Regions from separate parts of the Homo sapiens genome. Here region 2 is linked to region 1. Evidence: read pairs that join two places in POLR2A ChIA-PET (ENCODE). Cell type or tissue: Panc1. All regions are shown on one strand.

Region 1 (8,000 bases):
AAAACATAGTTAACACTTAAAAACAATATGGGATCGTATTAGGAATACAATCTGTATTCCTTCCCAACAGTATATACAGTTTTTTTCCATTTCACTATGTATCTATTTATAAATTTTTTATTTCTAATAATTTCTCTTGAATAGGTGAGACATCATATAGTATAAAATTCAGTAGAAAATCAGTTTTTCAGAGGTACAAAATTGGCTGACTTTGCACAGACTCCTTTCATTTCACAGGTAGGGATGCACAGCCACCTCTTCCACCGACGAGAGGAAAGGATATGTGTGCCTGTGGGCTCTTCAACTCTGTTGATTAGTTATGATTTATTTTCTGGTCAGTTTGAGAGGAAACAGTGATAAAATACTGGGAACAGGGAAGAAGCATAAGATTATTATTGTTTTTTTTTTTTTTTTTGAGACAGAGTCTTGCTCAGTTGCCCAGGCTGGAGTGCAGTGGTGCGATCTTTGCTCACTGCAAGCTCCGCCTCCCGGGTCCATGCCATTCTCCTGCCTCAGCCTCCCGAGTAGCTGGGACTACAGGCGCCCGCCACCACGCCCTGCTAATTTTTTTTTTGTATTTTTAGTAGAGACAGGGTTTCACCATGTTAGCCAGGATGGTCTCGATTTCCTGACCTCGTGATCCACCCGCCTCGGCCTCCCAAAGTGCTGGGATTATAGGCGTGAACCACCGCGCCCAGCTTTAATTTTTTTTTTTTTTTTTTTTTTGAGACAGAGTCTTGCTCTGTCGCCCAGGCTGAAGTGCAGTGGCGCGATCTCGGCTTGCTGCAAGCTCCGCCTCCCAGGTTCACGCCATTCTCCTGCCTCAGCCTCCTGAGTAGCTGGGATTACAGGCACCCGTCACCATGCCCAGCTAATTACGGGACCTCGCTCTGTCGCCCGGGCTGGAGTGCAGTGGCACAGTCTCGCTCACTGCAATCTGGCAAGTGATTCTCTTGCCTCAGCCTCCAGAGTAGCTGGGACTACAGGTGTGCGCCGCTACGCCCAGCTAATTTTTGTATTTTTAGTAGAGATAGGGTTTCGCCATGTTGGTTGGCCAGGATGGTCTCGATCTCTTGACCTCGTGATCCGCCCTTCTCGGCCTCCCAAAGTGCTGGGATTACCGGTGTGAGCCATCGCACCTGGCCTTCCTACTTTATTAAGATACCTAAGGGATTTCTGTGATTGTTAGGATTCAAATTTCTGTGAGCATAAGAATCAAGCTGTGTGCATAATAATTGCATGGGATTTCACAGCTGGGCCCCATTCCCAGGGATTTTGTATTATCTACCTCCAAGTGATTTTGATGCTGGTGATCCTTGGACCAGACTTGGTGAAGCTCAATGCTTAGCTAGGAAAGCCCCAAAAATTTGCTTTATTGGATTGTGTAATTTGACTACATCCATTGTTTCTTTTTTCAAATGTAGAGTTATATGCCACAAAAATATTTTCCGTAGCAGTAGGCATCCTAATTAATCTCGATGTTTGTTTATAGCCCCATTGATGGGGCTATAAACTTGGCAGCAAATTGTTTTCCCACTAATTTGGCATTTTCCATAAATGTTTGTTTATAGCCCCATTGATGGGGCTATAAACTTGGCAGCAAATTGTTTTCCCACTAATTTGGCATTTTCCATAAAAAACACGTATCTGTTGTTAGCTGCCTAGACGTTAGCTGGACATGGTTTAGGTTACTTTTCTCTTAAAAAGTAAATTTTAATTCAAGTTCCTTTAAGCCAGCAGTCTCAACCTGGGGCAGTTTTTCCCTCCAGGGGACATTCAGCAGTGTCTAGAGACATTTTTGGTTGTCATGCTGAGGAAGAGAGTGTATAGTGGGTAGAATCCAGGGATGCTGTTAAGCATGGAACAGCCCCTTACAACAAAAAATTATGTAGCCTAAAATGGCAGTGTTGCCAAGATTGAGAAATTATGCTTTAAATGTGTTTTTATATATGGCCATTTTGTGTTTACTCTGGAGATAACATGCTTTTCCTCATATAACATGCTTGATAAACATTTTGGTAACACAGGAATTGTAAATGCTGGTGATGTCAGTAAATAGTTAAGAAATTTAGGGCTGTGCGCGGTGGCTCACGCCTGTAATCCCAGCACTTTGGGAGGCCGAGGCGGGTGGATCCCGAGGTCAGGAGATCGAGACCATCCTGGCTAACATGGTGAAACCCCGTCTCTACTAAAAATACAAAAAAATGAGCCGGGTGTGGTGGCAGGCACCTGTAGTCCCAGCTACTCAATTTAGAAAGCAGATTTGTTTCCTTTCTATACCTGTGTAATTTGAGGTTTAGTTTACTGTCACATCGTTTATAAACATAAGGAAGATCGTTGCTCATCTGATAGCATTCCGAACCTTGAGTCATCTGTAATGCCTATGGCCTCCAGAAAAGCTTCTCTAATACTGTACTTAGAGATGTGTAAAATATGTAGGAACATTTTCCCACCTTCGATTGTTAGTTTACCTTTCAGCTTCAGTAATTTACCTTTCAGCTATTACTTTAGTAACATCTTCAACATTGTTTTTCAAACTGCAAGGTGTGACCCAGTAGTGGGTCGTTAAATTAGTAGGTGACAGAGCATTTTTGAAGAATTAAATACAATAGAACATAGCAGAGTGGGCTCACGCCTGTAATCCCAGCACTTTGGGAGGCGAGGCTGGCAGGTCACAAGGTCGGCAGGTCACAAGGTCAGAAGATCGAGACCTTCCTGGCTCTAACATGGTGAAACCCCGTCTCTACTAATAGTACAAAAAATTAGCGGGGTGTGGTGGCATGCGTCTCTAGTCCCAGCTACTCAGGAGGCTGAGGCACGAGAATCACTTGAATCCGGGAGCTGGAGGTTGCAGTGAGCCGAGATTGCACCACTGCACTCCAGCCTCAGCAACAGAGCAAGACTATTTCAAAAAAAAAAAAAAAAAAAAAGAAAGAAAGAAAAAAAGAAAATAGAGTGTATCACATAATTAGAGTAGCAAGTATTGATTTGTGAAACCTATTTTAATCATAGATCTATGTATGTATGTGCTGGATTGTGATGTAAAGACATTTCTTGCTGTGGTTACACTGAAAAAAATGAAAAGTCACTGATTTCCAATAACTTACAGAAGCAGTATGAACTACATATTCTGTCGTTCTTGAAACAAGCTGAGATTTTATTGACTTTGGGAAGCAGTAGAATTATTTTAGTTTTTTAATTAACAGTTTTTGGCTTTGTACTGTCAAGAGGTAATTTTAGAAAGCATTCTAAAAATGTAAGTACTGGATTTGGCAACATTCTTGAACTGTAATTCTGTTTCGTTAAACATCACTATTTACATGTGCAACAGCGTGTCTGTAACAATGTCCCAGTAATGAAATTCTTTCTTCTATTTAAGGCATGTCTGTTTGATAAAAGTCAAACAAAATTGGGTATATGTCAGTGTCTTATGATACTGCTTAATTAAACATTAATTTGACTCTTAGCTAATCAGGAAATGTTTGCCTCACAGTCTTACAGAGCTTTCCACCTTCTAAAAAAGCTAACGTTTCAGAATAGATTCAGGATTCAACCTTCTTTCTGTCTTTTTTTTTTTTTGTTTGAGACAGAGTCTTGCTCTGTTGCCCAGGCTGGAGTACAGTGGCGCTATCTCGGCTCACTGCAACCTCCGCCTCCTGGGTTCAAGCAATTCTCCTGCCTCAGCCTCCCGAGTAGCCGGGGTTACAGGCGTGCGCCACCATGCCCAGCTAATTTTTTTGTATTTTTAGTAGAGACAGGGTTTCACCATGCTGGGTGGCCAGGCGGGTCTCAAACTTCTGACCTTGAGATCTGCCCACCGTGGCTTCCCAAAATGCTGGGATTATAGGCGTGAGCCACCGCACCTAGCCTAGATTCAGGCTGCTTCTTTTTTTTTTTTTTTTTGAGACAGAGTCTTGCTCTTGTTGCCCAGGCTGGAGTGCCATGGCATGATCTCAGTGCACCACAATCTCTGCTTCCCAGGTTTAAGCGATTCTCCTGCCTCAGCCTCCCAAGTAGATGGGATCACAGGCATGAGCCACCATGCCTGGCTAATTTTGTATTTTTTGTACAGACGGGGTTTCTCCATGTTGGTCAGGCCAGTCTCGAACTCCCTACCTCAGGTGATCTGCCTGCCTCGGCCTCTCAAAGTGCTGGGATTACAGGTGTGAGCCACTGCGCCCAGCAGATTCAAGCTTTTTAAATGGAATTTTGAGCTGATTTAGTTGAGACTTACGTGCTTAGTTGATAAATTTTAATTTTATACTAAAATATTTTACATTAATTCAAGTTAATTTATTTCAGATTGAATTTAGTGGAAGCTTTTGTAGAAGATGCAGAATTGAGGCAGACTTTACAAGAAGATTTACTTCGTCGATTCCCAGATCTTAACCGACTTGCCAAGAAGTTTCAAAGACAAGCAGCAAACTTACAAGATTGTTACCGACTCTATCAGGGTATAAATCAACTACCTAATGTTATACAGGCTCTGGAAAAACATGAAGGTAACAAGTGATTTTGTTTTTTTGTTTTCCTTCAACTCATACAATATATACTTGGCAATGTGCTGTCCTCATAAAGTTGGTGGTGGTGACTCACTCTTAGGACACATTCAGATTTCTTTTTTTTTTTTTTTTGAGAAGGAGTCTTGCTCCGTTGCCAAGGCTAGAGTGCAGTGGCACAATCTCAGCTCACTGCAACCTCTGCCTCCTGGGTTCAAGCGATTCTCCTGCCTCAGCTTCCTGAGTGGCTGGGATTACAGGCATGTGCCACCATGCCCGGCTAATTTTTGTACTTTTAGTTTTACCATGTTGGCCAGGTTCGTCTGGAACTCCCAATCTCAGGTGACCCACCTGCCTCGGCCTCCCAAAGTGCTGGGAGTACAGGCGTGAGCCACAGAGCCTGGCCATGTTCAGACTTCTAATAACAGGTTTGTATTGACTCTTAGCCTCATGGCAGAAGCCAAGAGACATGAGACAGCTTAGAAATTTTTGCTTTTTGGAAATGAATGTTAGAGTTACTGGTTTGTGATTAAGGCCTATTGCACTGACAGAGGCAGTGAAAAAGGGTTTGATTGCCAAGGAAGATTCACAGGGCCTAGAATGGCAGTGGTTATGCATCTACAGTTTATTACAGGAGAAGGATACAATCCAGTAGCAGGATTATGGTAAGGATATGCATCACAGTCAAAGGCTGTCATAGCAAGTCATCCAGAGAGTTCGGGTGCAAGTTCCAGTTTTCCTTTGTTGTGTAAAGTCTGTGGTGGGGTGCATTTTCTCTCTCAGAGCAGGATGTGTGCACAGGACACCTTGGAACCTAGGAGCCCAAAATAGAGTCTTCACTGGACTTTTTAATATTTTTCTTGTCAAGCGGACATGTTCCTGTTCTCTAACTAGCCTCTTCAGTGGAGGTCAGAGGAAGAGCCTCATTGAGACCAAGTGCAACTCATCAATCACATGAAACAATGCTGATAAATAAACCACCTAAATATCCCCTGACCCACAAATACAAAACAACACCATTCAATCAGTATTTTTCATGCCTTGATCAGGGGTCATTGCCATGCAGGAACTTTAACAAAACAGTACAGGCTAATAATAGAATTGTTGGAATTAACTCACACAGCACACCTATGAGAGAGAGTTAAGATAGAGGGTCTTGGTGGTCTCTAACAGTTGAATTCAAAGTGAAGTTACCAGAGTAAAGTGAGCAAAGACACATATTAGTACAATATTGGTAGATAAAATCACGTTGCTCTAATAAGCATAGTTTTAAACTTTAACCATGTTTCTCCAGTAATTTTAGTAATTATATTGTTGTTATGTCTAATACATAAAGCATTTTTTACTTTTTTAAAAAATTTTTAGGCAATGTGGGGTCCAAAGTAATTAAAAAAAAATTTTTTTAACATAAAGCATCTTAAAATTTTACTTAATCATGATCACTTAGAACCATTAAAACATACGTTTTGATATTATGGGGAAGCTTCGTTGTTCCTTTGTAGACAGACTTAAAGAAATACAACTTTATGATGACAAGATATAAGATAATTATAGATTTAAATTTTATAGAAACCTTTTCCCTTATCTAGTGCAAGAGGTAGCTAAGTGCTTATTTTCTCAAAGTACTGTGTTATAAAAAGTATTCCTAGTGTAGTCAAAGCTTCTCTTTAGACTGATAAAACTTAGAGCACCTGCATTTACTTCCAACAAAGCAGAATTAAAGAAAATGAGACTTGGCCGGGTACGTTTGTAATCCCAGCACTTTGGGAGGCCGAGGCAGGTGGATCATGAGGTTAGGAGATCAAGACCATTCTGGCTAACATGGTGAAACCCTGTCTCTACCAAAAATACAAAAAATTAGCTGACATGGTGGTGCGCACCTGTAGTCCCAGCTTCTCAGGTGGCTGAGGCAGGAGAATCGCTTGAACCCAGGAGGTGGAGGTTGCAGTGAGCTGAGATCACACCACTGCGCTCCAGCTTGGGCAACAAAAAAAAAAAAAAAAAAAAGAAAAAGAAAATGAGTCTTTACTGGCTGGGCACAGTGGCTCACACCTGTAATCCCAGCACTTTGGGAGACCGAGACGGGCAGATCACCTGAGGTCGGGCATTCGAGACCAGCCTGACCAATATGGAGAAACCCCATTTGTACTAAAAATACAAAATTAGCGGGGCGTGGTGGCGCATGCCTGTAATCCCAGCTATTCGGGAGGCTGAGGCAGGAGAATTGCCTGAACCCGGGAGGCGGAGGTTGCGGTGAGCAGAGATCGTGCCGTTGCACTCCATTCTGGGCAACAAGAGCGAAACTCTCCATCTCAAAAAAAAGAAAATGAGTCTATACTTTGCTGTTTTCATACTCTCTTAGTGTGGTGTAGGCAGCCATGTATCCCCCTTGTGCCTCTATTTCTCCATTCTGTGAATGAGTGTCTTCCACTGCTGTGCTTTTCTGATTCCGTAACCTTTGTTTGTTTGTTTGTTTGTTTGTTTGTTTGTTTTTTATTGATCATTCTTGGGTGTTTCTCGCAGAGGGGGATTTGGCAGGGTCACAGGACAATAGTGGAGGGAAGGTCAGCAGATAAACAAGTGAACAAAGGTCTCTGGTTTTCCTAGGCAGAGGACCCTGCGGCCTTCCGCAGTGTTTGTGTCCCTGGGTACTTGAGATTAGGGAGTGGTGATGACTCTTAATGAGCGTGCTGCCTTCAAGCATCTGTTTAACAAAGCACATCTTGCACCACCCTTAATCCGTTCAACCCTGAGTGGACACAGCACATGTTTCAGAGAGCACAGGGTTGGGGGTAAGGTCACAGATCAACAGGATCCCAAGGCAGAATAATTTTTCGTAGTACAGAACAAAATGAAAAGTCTCCCACGTCTACCTCTTTCTACACAGACACGGCAACCATCCGATTTCTCAATCTTTTCCCCACCTTTCCCCCCTTTCTATTCCACAAAACCGCCATTGTCATCATGGCCCGTTCTCAATGAGCTGTTGAGTACACCTCCCAGACGGGGTGGTGGCCGGGCAGAGGGGCTCCTCACTACCCAGTAGGGGCGGCCGGGCAGAGGCGCCCCTCACCTCCCGGACGGGGCGGCTGGCCGGGCGGGGGGCTGACCCCCCCCCCCCGCCTCCCTCCCGGACGGGGCGGCTGGCCAGGCGGGGGGCTGACCTCCCCGCCTCCCTCCCGGATGGGGTGGCTGGCCGGGTTGGGGGCTGACCCCCCGCACCTCCCTCCCGGATGGGGCGGCTGGCTGGGCAGAGGGGCTCCTCTCTTCCCAGTAGGGGCAGCCGGGCAGAGGCGCCCCTCACCTCCCGGATGGGGCGGCTGGCCGGGCGGGGGGCTGACCCCCCCACCTGCCTCCAGGACGGGGCGGCTGGCCGGGCAGAGCGGCTCCTCACTTCCCAGTAGGGGCGGCCAGGCAGAGGCGCCCCTCACCTCCCGGACGGGGCGGCTGGCCGGGCAGAGGGGCTCCTCTCTTCCCAGTAGGGGCGGCCGGGCAGAGGCG
Region 2 (8,000 bases), 340 kb before region 1:
CAGGCCAGGCCAAGCCAGGGGCCACCTAGAACCTGCTGGGAGAGGCGGGGTCACATGCCACCTGCATCTCAAGGCACACCTTCTCCCAAAGGGCACTTGGCCCAGGCAACTCCTATCCCGAGGAATGCCATCATCTTTCCCCCGGTGACCTCAGCCTAGCAAGAAGTGAGTGAAGAGAATTAATTCTGAACCTGATTGGTCTAACTCAAAAGCCCAAATCGCCTCTCAAACTCGGGTTGGGTTTTAGTTATTGACCCAGAGTTATTAAAGTAAGGTGTTTCTCAACCAGGGTCCATGGACCCCAGGGTCAGAAGTGTTCTCAAGGGATCCACGAGTTCTAATTTTTAAAAGTCATGTTTTTGTTTTTATAAAATGCTTGAACAAATATTATTATTTATTTATATATTTTTTTGAGACAGAGTCTCGCCCTGTTGCTAGGCTGGAGTGTAGTGCGCGCTATCTCGGCTCACTGCAATCTCTGCCTCCCGGGTTCAAGCGATTCTCCTGCCTCAGCCTCCCAAGTAGCTGGGATTACAGGTGCCCGCCACCACCACACCCAGCTAAATTTTTTTGTATTTTTAGTAGAGATGGGGTTTCACCATGTTGCCCAGGTTGGTCTTGATCTCCTGATCTCGTGATCCGCCCACCTCCGCCTCCTGAAGTGTTGGGATTACAGGTGTGAGCCACAGCACCCAGCCGGGGTTTTTTGTTTTTGTTTGTTTGTTTGTTTTTGGTTTTTTTTTGAGATACGGTCTCACTCTGTCATCCAGCATGGAGTGCAGTGGCAGGACCTCAGCTCACTGCAACCTCCACCTCCTGGGCTTAAGCGATTCTCATGCCTCAGCCACCTGAGTAGCTGGGATTACAGGGGTGCACCACCACACCTGGCCCTATTTTACCAATTATTTAAACAAAGCTTCTCTTCTGCAGTGATAAAATACAAATAAATGCCATTTTCATAGACTAAGACTTCAATTTCTTAGGTCGGTGTCTTCCCATGCTGGTGGCACATGCACATATTCTTGAAGTCCGAAGGCATTTGAGACACCAGTGTAATGGTTAAGATCAAGGGTTTTAGAGTCCAACAAGCCTGAGTTCCAGTCCTAGTCCCACAACCAACAGCTCAGTGGGAGCCTGGGCATGGGCTTCCCATACCTTACCCATCAAACGGGGCAGAGTACCTGCCTCTAGGGGGCTATGAGGCTCACTGGTGTCTCTCTAAGACAAAGAGGCTTGGACAGGCCAGCAGTTAGCTACCACCACTATTATTTTTTACTATTATCACCTACTTGTCATTTCCACCCTGCCCTGCAGTTTCTTATCTCTTCAGGAAACAGCAAGAGTGGAGCAGAGCAGTCAGTCCAGAGCACATGAGATCAGCTGCCTGCAGAAACCGCTTTAAATGACAGGATGTTTCCCTTGCCAAAAGCAGAGGAGCAGCCTGGAAATCTAATCAAGTCCTAGCCAAACGTCAAAGGAAGCTGAAGCCTTTATTATTGCTATTAATGAGGGTTCAAAGTGCATGTGGAGTCCTGGGAGGCCAGGGCAGAGAAAAGAAGGTTCAGGGGGCCTGCATCTCACAAGGCCACCCCTCGGGAGGCTGCTGGTTGGGGTTCAGCCACCTTGAGAACATCAAGCTCAGTTCCCCTCCCCTGATTTCACTGCCACCAACAACCTTCTGGTTGTCTTCAGCTTCCATGAAAATTTTCTATAAGGGAGAGACTCCACCAATCAGTGCTCCAGTCACCACGCCCGTATGGTGAATGCTTAGAAGTTAACACTACATCTTCTGTTGCCTGGGAGTTTGGTTAGCATGACTCAGCGTTCCTGAGAATGCCTGACCCCGTGGGCTCCGACAAACATGTTTCTGGATCATGGTGATGCCACTAAGGTGTGTGGATCCCCCAGCCTCCTGCTGTCAGTCTGTCTGCAATTTCACTGGCAGGGCCTCCCCATTATCACTCTAGATAAAGGCTGTGCTACCTTACTCTGCTGCCCAGCAGCTCTGGGGCAGAGATTCTGCAGGCCATGGCCTGGGATATAGGCTAAGGAGGGCTACGGGAGGTGATTTGCAGCCCAGGCAGTGGCAGTACTAGTCCTCTCCTACCCACCGCTCCAACTTCTCCTTCTAGCCCCTTGACTCCCCTGGGTGGGCCCATTTTCTTACAGGCAGAATTTGTATTTCTGTTTCCCCAGCCATCTCAAATGAGTCTACATACCAGCAAGTCTTGGGGACTTTCAGACCGTATTGCAGACTGAAAGCAACAAAGCTATGGGAATTAAAACTGTCTTTTGACATTAAAAAAAAAAAATCCACTGTTGGTAAACTTCACATTATGCTTTTATAATCTTTCCTGGTCTTCTCTAGGTTTGGAGGAGTCCTGTATGCTCCCAGGATCCACTTTCTTTGTATCTCTCCATGGACTTGAGCCTCTTCCCTGTCTGTCCTGAGTTTTTGGGGGTGGGGTGATCGCTAATGCCTTAATGGTCCCATTTGGGTCAATAAAAATGTTTCTGCTTCAAATTTTGCTTCCTTGGGCTCCCAGAAGCCACACACACAGAGAACAGCCATTCTGGCTGGCAGGAGGCAGCCACTGCAGGTACCCCCAACAAAGCATCTAGTTGGTAACATTGATGGCTGATTAATGTGCTGCTTCCAACTGGCCCCATAATTCAGCCACAGATTTTGGGCCTGGAGTCACTCTGAACCTGAAGTTGGTTGAGAACATCCAGGTATTTGAGGATTTCACTCCTGATTGCCTTGACAGGCAACTGTATCTACCAGAACTGTACACACATGATCATTCCCCCATCTCACCACCACCCCGCACCTCCTACACACATAGAAACAGAAAACCTACCACCATAACCATACCCCTAGGGGTGGGGGGCGATCTGTCTTTCCGAATACTTACTGAACAGCTGGGCAAGAATCGAGGGACTCTGGATTGAAAACAAGAAGTGACAGAGCTTGTTGGAGGCATTTTCACATTATAATGACCTGGACCAGGGCCTTCATGCTATTGAACATTTAAAAAATTGCTTCATTATTATTGTACATTTGATATATTTTAAGGCTTTATTTGCCTTCTACAAATAAACATATGAATCACTGTGATATAGTAGAAAAATCCCATATTTGGTCTCGAGAGATCTCTTTAAGGTGTGAGCTGGGACAAGTCATTGTGAAACGGGAGTAACTCCTGCCTCACCTTCCTTGTGCACGATGGTGAGGAGTGAAGGAACGTTAGGTGAGCAGTACCTGCCTCCCTTCTCCCTGCCAGGGTCCCTGATGCCCCCAGGCTCCCAGCCCACACTCAGGTCCCCCGTTCCCTCACAGCAGCATGCATGCCTCATGCCGTACTTCTCCCTCTGACTGTTAAAGGTGACTTGCTGCTCCAAGCTGTTAGCTTTATAAAAATGCTTATTCTTTCATATAAATGTCATATATGTTATCTCAGTCCAAAAAAGTATTCATAGCAATTCACTGATATAAGCACAATGCTATGAGATAAACATAAATAGGTGAACACAATTTTAAAAAGACAATCACTCCAGTAGGAAAATTAGCAACAGGCCATTCATGAAGAGGATATACAAACGTTCAATGAGCAAACTTTGAGGAAGGAGGGCTTTAACCTCATTTATAACCAAATACATTCTAATTTAAAAAACAAACTTCCTTTTTTTCCCACGGGGTGAGGGGAAGGGGGTTCTAAAAATTAAAACAGGTTAAGAAAGAACAGAGAGAGGAAGGAAGAAAGGGAGGGAGAAAAGGAAGGAAAGAAGGAAGGGAAGGGAGGGAGGGAGGGAGGGAGGGGAAGGAAGGAGAGAGGGAAAGAAGGAAGCCAAAGCTTTAACAACAAGCACAAGCACTCCTTATGATGCTGGCAGAAGCATAAATTCGCTCAGCCTTTCCAGAGTGCAATCTGGCAAGATATGAAACAGCTTAAAACATATATGCCTATCCAGAGAGGGAGAAAGAAGAAAGGAGAGTGGTTATTGGTTGTTGCAGGAAACCAGGAGACAAATGATGAGTCTTCAGCCTAGAATGTGGCAGGGAAAATGGGAATAGCCCAAACACCACACTGGATAATGCTAACATGATGTTCATCTTTTTTTTCCCCTAGTAATTCGCTTTTTTCCCCCCTCCATTTTCAAATAGCTAGGGTTCCTTGCCTCAGGAGTGGGACAGGGCAAAAAACAGAAATAAGTGTTTTTCTAGCATGATGTCTTAGATCTGTTTCTAAATAATGCAGGAGTTAGGGGAAGTGGGTGGGAGTATTAACCCAAAACACTGGCCTAAAATTGAACATTGTTGAATTGTTGACTAGGTATATGAGGTTTCAATACAGTATTCTAAGTTGTATATGTTTTTCAAGTTTTCACAAAACGGAGTTTAAGATGACATATATTTATTATTTTGACCCAGCAATTCCAGTTTTAGGCATTCACCCTAAGAAAACAATTGAGAATGTGTGCAAATATTTAGCCACAAAGACTGTAACATTGTTTCCAAAAGTGAAAACTGGGAAATAAACTAAATAATGGATGATATGTGCCTGGTTCAATAAATTACAACGCTTCCATCCAGCAGTCCAGTGTTGATGAGTTTTTATAGACGTAACAACTACTCCCAAATGTCATTAAGTCAAAAATGCAAGCTGAACAAATGTGCATTAAAAAAACTTGGAATGAAATTATCTCAGAATGTTCATAAACAGTAGTTTTCTTGGGGTAGTGGTGTGTTGAATAAAAAGCAAACAAAAAATTTTTTTTGCTTATATGCATTTTCTAATTTTTCTACAATGAACACAAGTACTCCTAAAACAAGAAAAAAAGATACTTAATGTATAGATAAATGACTATGGAAATTAGGTAAAGAAGAAAAGAGGCCAGGCATGGTGGCTCACGCCTGTAATCCCAGCATTTTGGGAGGCCAAGGCTGGTGGATCACTTGAGGTCAGGAGTTCAAGACCAGCCTGGGCAACATGGTGAGACCTTGTCTCTAAAAAATATAAAAATTAGCCAGTTGTGGGGGTGTGTTCCTGTGGTCCCAGCTACTTGGGAGGCTGAGGTGAGAGGATCACCTGAGCCACAGAGGTCAAGGCTGCAGTGAGCCATGATCATGTCACCGCACTCCAGCCTGGGAAACAGAATGAGACCCAAGAAAAGAAAAGGGGAGGGGAGGGAGAAAGGGAGGGGAGGGAGAAGGGGAGGGGAGGGAGAAGGGGAGGGGAGGGAGAAGGGGAGGGGAGAGGAGGAGAAAGGGAGCAGAGGGGAGAGGAGGAGAAAGGGAGGGGAGGGTAGAGGAGAGAGAGCCAGCAGTAAGGTCATAATAGGGACATGTATCTGTAAGATCCTTATAATAGGTAAGGCTGGCCACAAATGAGCACCACAGTTTTCGCAGAAGAAGCACTGCACTGCAGACCCTCCACGGTTCTGTTTTTTTTTTTTTGAGACAGTCTCACTCTGTCACCCAGGCTGGAGTGCAGTCACGCCATCTCGGCTCACTGCAAGCTCCGCCTCCTGGGTTCAAGCGATTCTTCTGCATCAGCCTCTCAAGTAGCTAGGACTACAGGTGCGTGCCACCAAGCCTGGCTAATGTTTGTATTTTTAGTAGAGATGGGGTTTCACCATATTGGCCAGGCTGGTCTCGAACTCCTGACCTCATGATCTGCCCGCCTCAGCCTCTCAAAGTGCTGGGATTACAGGTGTGAGACACCGCACCCGGCCCTTCCACAGGATTTAAAGCAAGGCTTTCCCATTCTCTCTGGCAGGTGGCACAGCCATGTAATTGGGGCTGCCATTCTCAATTACTCCACCATGAATGGAGTCTGTTATTATCAGCCAAGCACACATCTGATAATCAAGGGATAGATGCCCCTCATCATTTTTACAACTCATGGCAGAGAGATGAAAACAGTCATGTTTTCAAACTGATGTATACGTGTGACAGAGGTTGCTGTCAGGGTGAGGCTCTCTGTGTGGTGTGAATTCTGTACTCACATTGAAGAAATCTAAGCCCTAATAAACACAAAGAAGCAAAACGCCAAGAAAATCTGCACAGGAACAGTTTGTGCAGGAGCCTCTCAGTTTGGCCATAAAGATGCAGTGCTCTGAAGCCAGATGAGTAGCTGGGGCAAGAGATGATGCTGAGTGTGCGACCATTGATTCCACACCTATGATGGCCATCTGCAGAATGGCTAAGGAGCGACCTGCCCCTTTTCCCCAGGCCTAATGCGGCTTTGCTTTCTAAAGCTTCCTGGTCTCAAGCTGCCTGGGAGTCCAGGCATGAAGGCTGATGAAGCATGATGCATGGCCATCCCATCCAGCAGTTTCCTTGCATGGACTTGGTCATCTGAATCACAGGGACTAAGATGTGCTGCAGAAAGAAGTTACTGAACGCTATTCCACATGTGGCAGATGGGATCTTTAAGAGGGAGCACTGAGGAAGTGGATATAAGCCCAAGTTCATATTCCAAAGCCACAGGCATGCTGCGGCAAAGCCGTGACTATTCTGAGACTGCTCATGGCCGGGCCCTGCAATGGCCGGGCAACAGCTCTAGCAGAGTCCCCACTGCTGCCCCATCCGAGGACGGCTTGAGTGGACAGATGGCTCGGGATGTGCCATTTCTGAACCCAGTTCAATAGGAGGGTGTTTAAAACAAGAGGGACATTTGAACCATGTTCTCCTCTTCCTTAAAGCTGAGCACTCTGCTCTCTCCTTTACTGGGGATCCTCAAGTGTGATCTAGACCTTGGGTCTCACATTGTGTATGATACGTGTGCAGAGGGAGGCCTCGGATTCACCAAGCAGCACTAAGCATCTCTTCCACAAATCAAATGGGCCATTTCTTAAACCTTGCTTTTGTCAGGGTCATGCTTTGGCAACTGTGGGTTTACCAAAGCTAAGCCTTTCAAAGACCACTGACAAAAATTCTGTCTCCAGGGGAGAACAGAATAGTCACCTTCCTGGAGTCCTAGAACTTGATGTCAAAAGAAACAACAGGGAACCTTTACAGTATCTATTCCTCAGCTCTGGTACATGATTACATCTCAACCCTCCTGATGAGAATATCATTCTCTTCCCTTTGAAGAAGCCCTATTTAATTGTGCTTTTATTTGAGGGCAACTTTAACCAACGGGAGCTGTAAGGATTATTACACAGATGAATAAAATACTCTCTTTGGCCTCTGGGGAGTTTGGAGTCCAGTGAGGGATATAGGCAGAACCAAACAGAAACACCACAAAAGAATAAACGGAGATAGGAGGGGCTGGGGTGGTGCTGAGCAAGAGCTGAGCTATCTGCCTGGCTTTCAGATGCCAAACCAGGCTCTGGTGTAACAGGGCTGTCTTGTTAAGTGTGATCCCAGTGGGTTACGGGATGTCGCCAAGGCCAGGAGCTTTCATCTTGCTGCAAAAGACTCAGACTTTCCTGGAGAGCTCCTAGGTCTCTGTCATACCGCGAAGAAGCCTGGCTTATTGGTTCCAACTTCTGATGGGTCATAATGCTGTATAACATTACAGGCCTTTGGTAAGCCTGACATTTCCTGCCTGCACACACTCCTCCCCAGGGCTGGGAGGCTGGGACTGGTTAATCTGTATCATCAATACACTCCTCTGGAGTGAAGACGTGTATCACTCTGGGGCAGCCCAGGGCAGCCAAATGCCAGATGCCTCCTAGAGAACGTGAGAGTAGATGAAACTGTCCCAAGTTGTTAGGCATCAAATTCTATACCCCCCAATCATAAGTCCTGTGAATTTCCATTGTGTTGACATGGCTTCCATGCTGAATACTGTCTCTCCCCAGTTTTTAAGGTCTTATGAATTTGGAGTTCCCGGTACCTCAGTATGGGACCTGATTTGGAAATAGGGTTGTTGCAGATGTAATTATTTAAGCTGCAGTCATTAGGGTGGGGCCTCGTCCAACATGGCTGGTGTCCTTTATTAAAAGGGGAAATTTGGATACAGAGACATGCTCACAGGGAAAACACCATG

Evidence for each region. ChIA-PET counts read pairs that join two places held together with the same protein. Peaks named below come from ENCODE experiments on the same cell type or tissue, not always from the same donor. Only the 100,000 strongest peaks of a DNase experiment are listed, where the experiment ranks them.
Region 2: POLR2A ChIA-PET joins it to region 1 with 18 read pairs; 2 of 35 experiments call an interaction of 5 or more read pairs at or near these places.

Annotation. Positions count from the first base shown.
Region 1 is chr2:47,425,440-47,433,439 of GRCh38, forward strand. MSH2 (mutS homolog 2) reads left to right here. Exons shown (of 16, transcript NM_000251.3): 7 at 4,303-4,502. Among named protein-coding and RNA genes, the nearest start is that of MSH2, 26 kb to the left of the region's middle. RefSeq lists an enhancer at 819-1,318. In Panc1, no CTCF peak of the experiment used is centred here; no DNase peak of the experiment used is centred here; H3K27ac peaks cover 1,486 bases.
Region 2 is chr2:47,087,355-47,095,354 of GRCh38, forward strand. It overlaps STPG4 (sperm-tail PG-rich repeat containing 4), which reads right to left. Exons shown (of 7, transcript NM_001163561.2): 6 at 2,916-3,020. Among named protein-coding and RNA genes, the nearest start is that of STPG4, 64 kb to the right of the region's middle. RefSeq lists an enhancer at 1,567-2,766. In Panc1, no CTCF peak of the experiment used is centred here; no DNase peak of the experiment used is centred here; H3K27ac peaks cover 425 bases.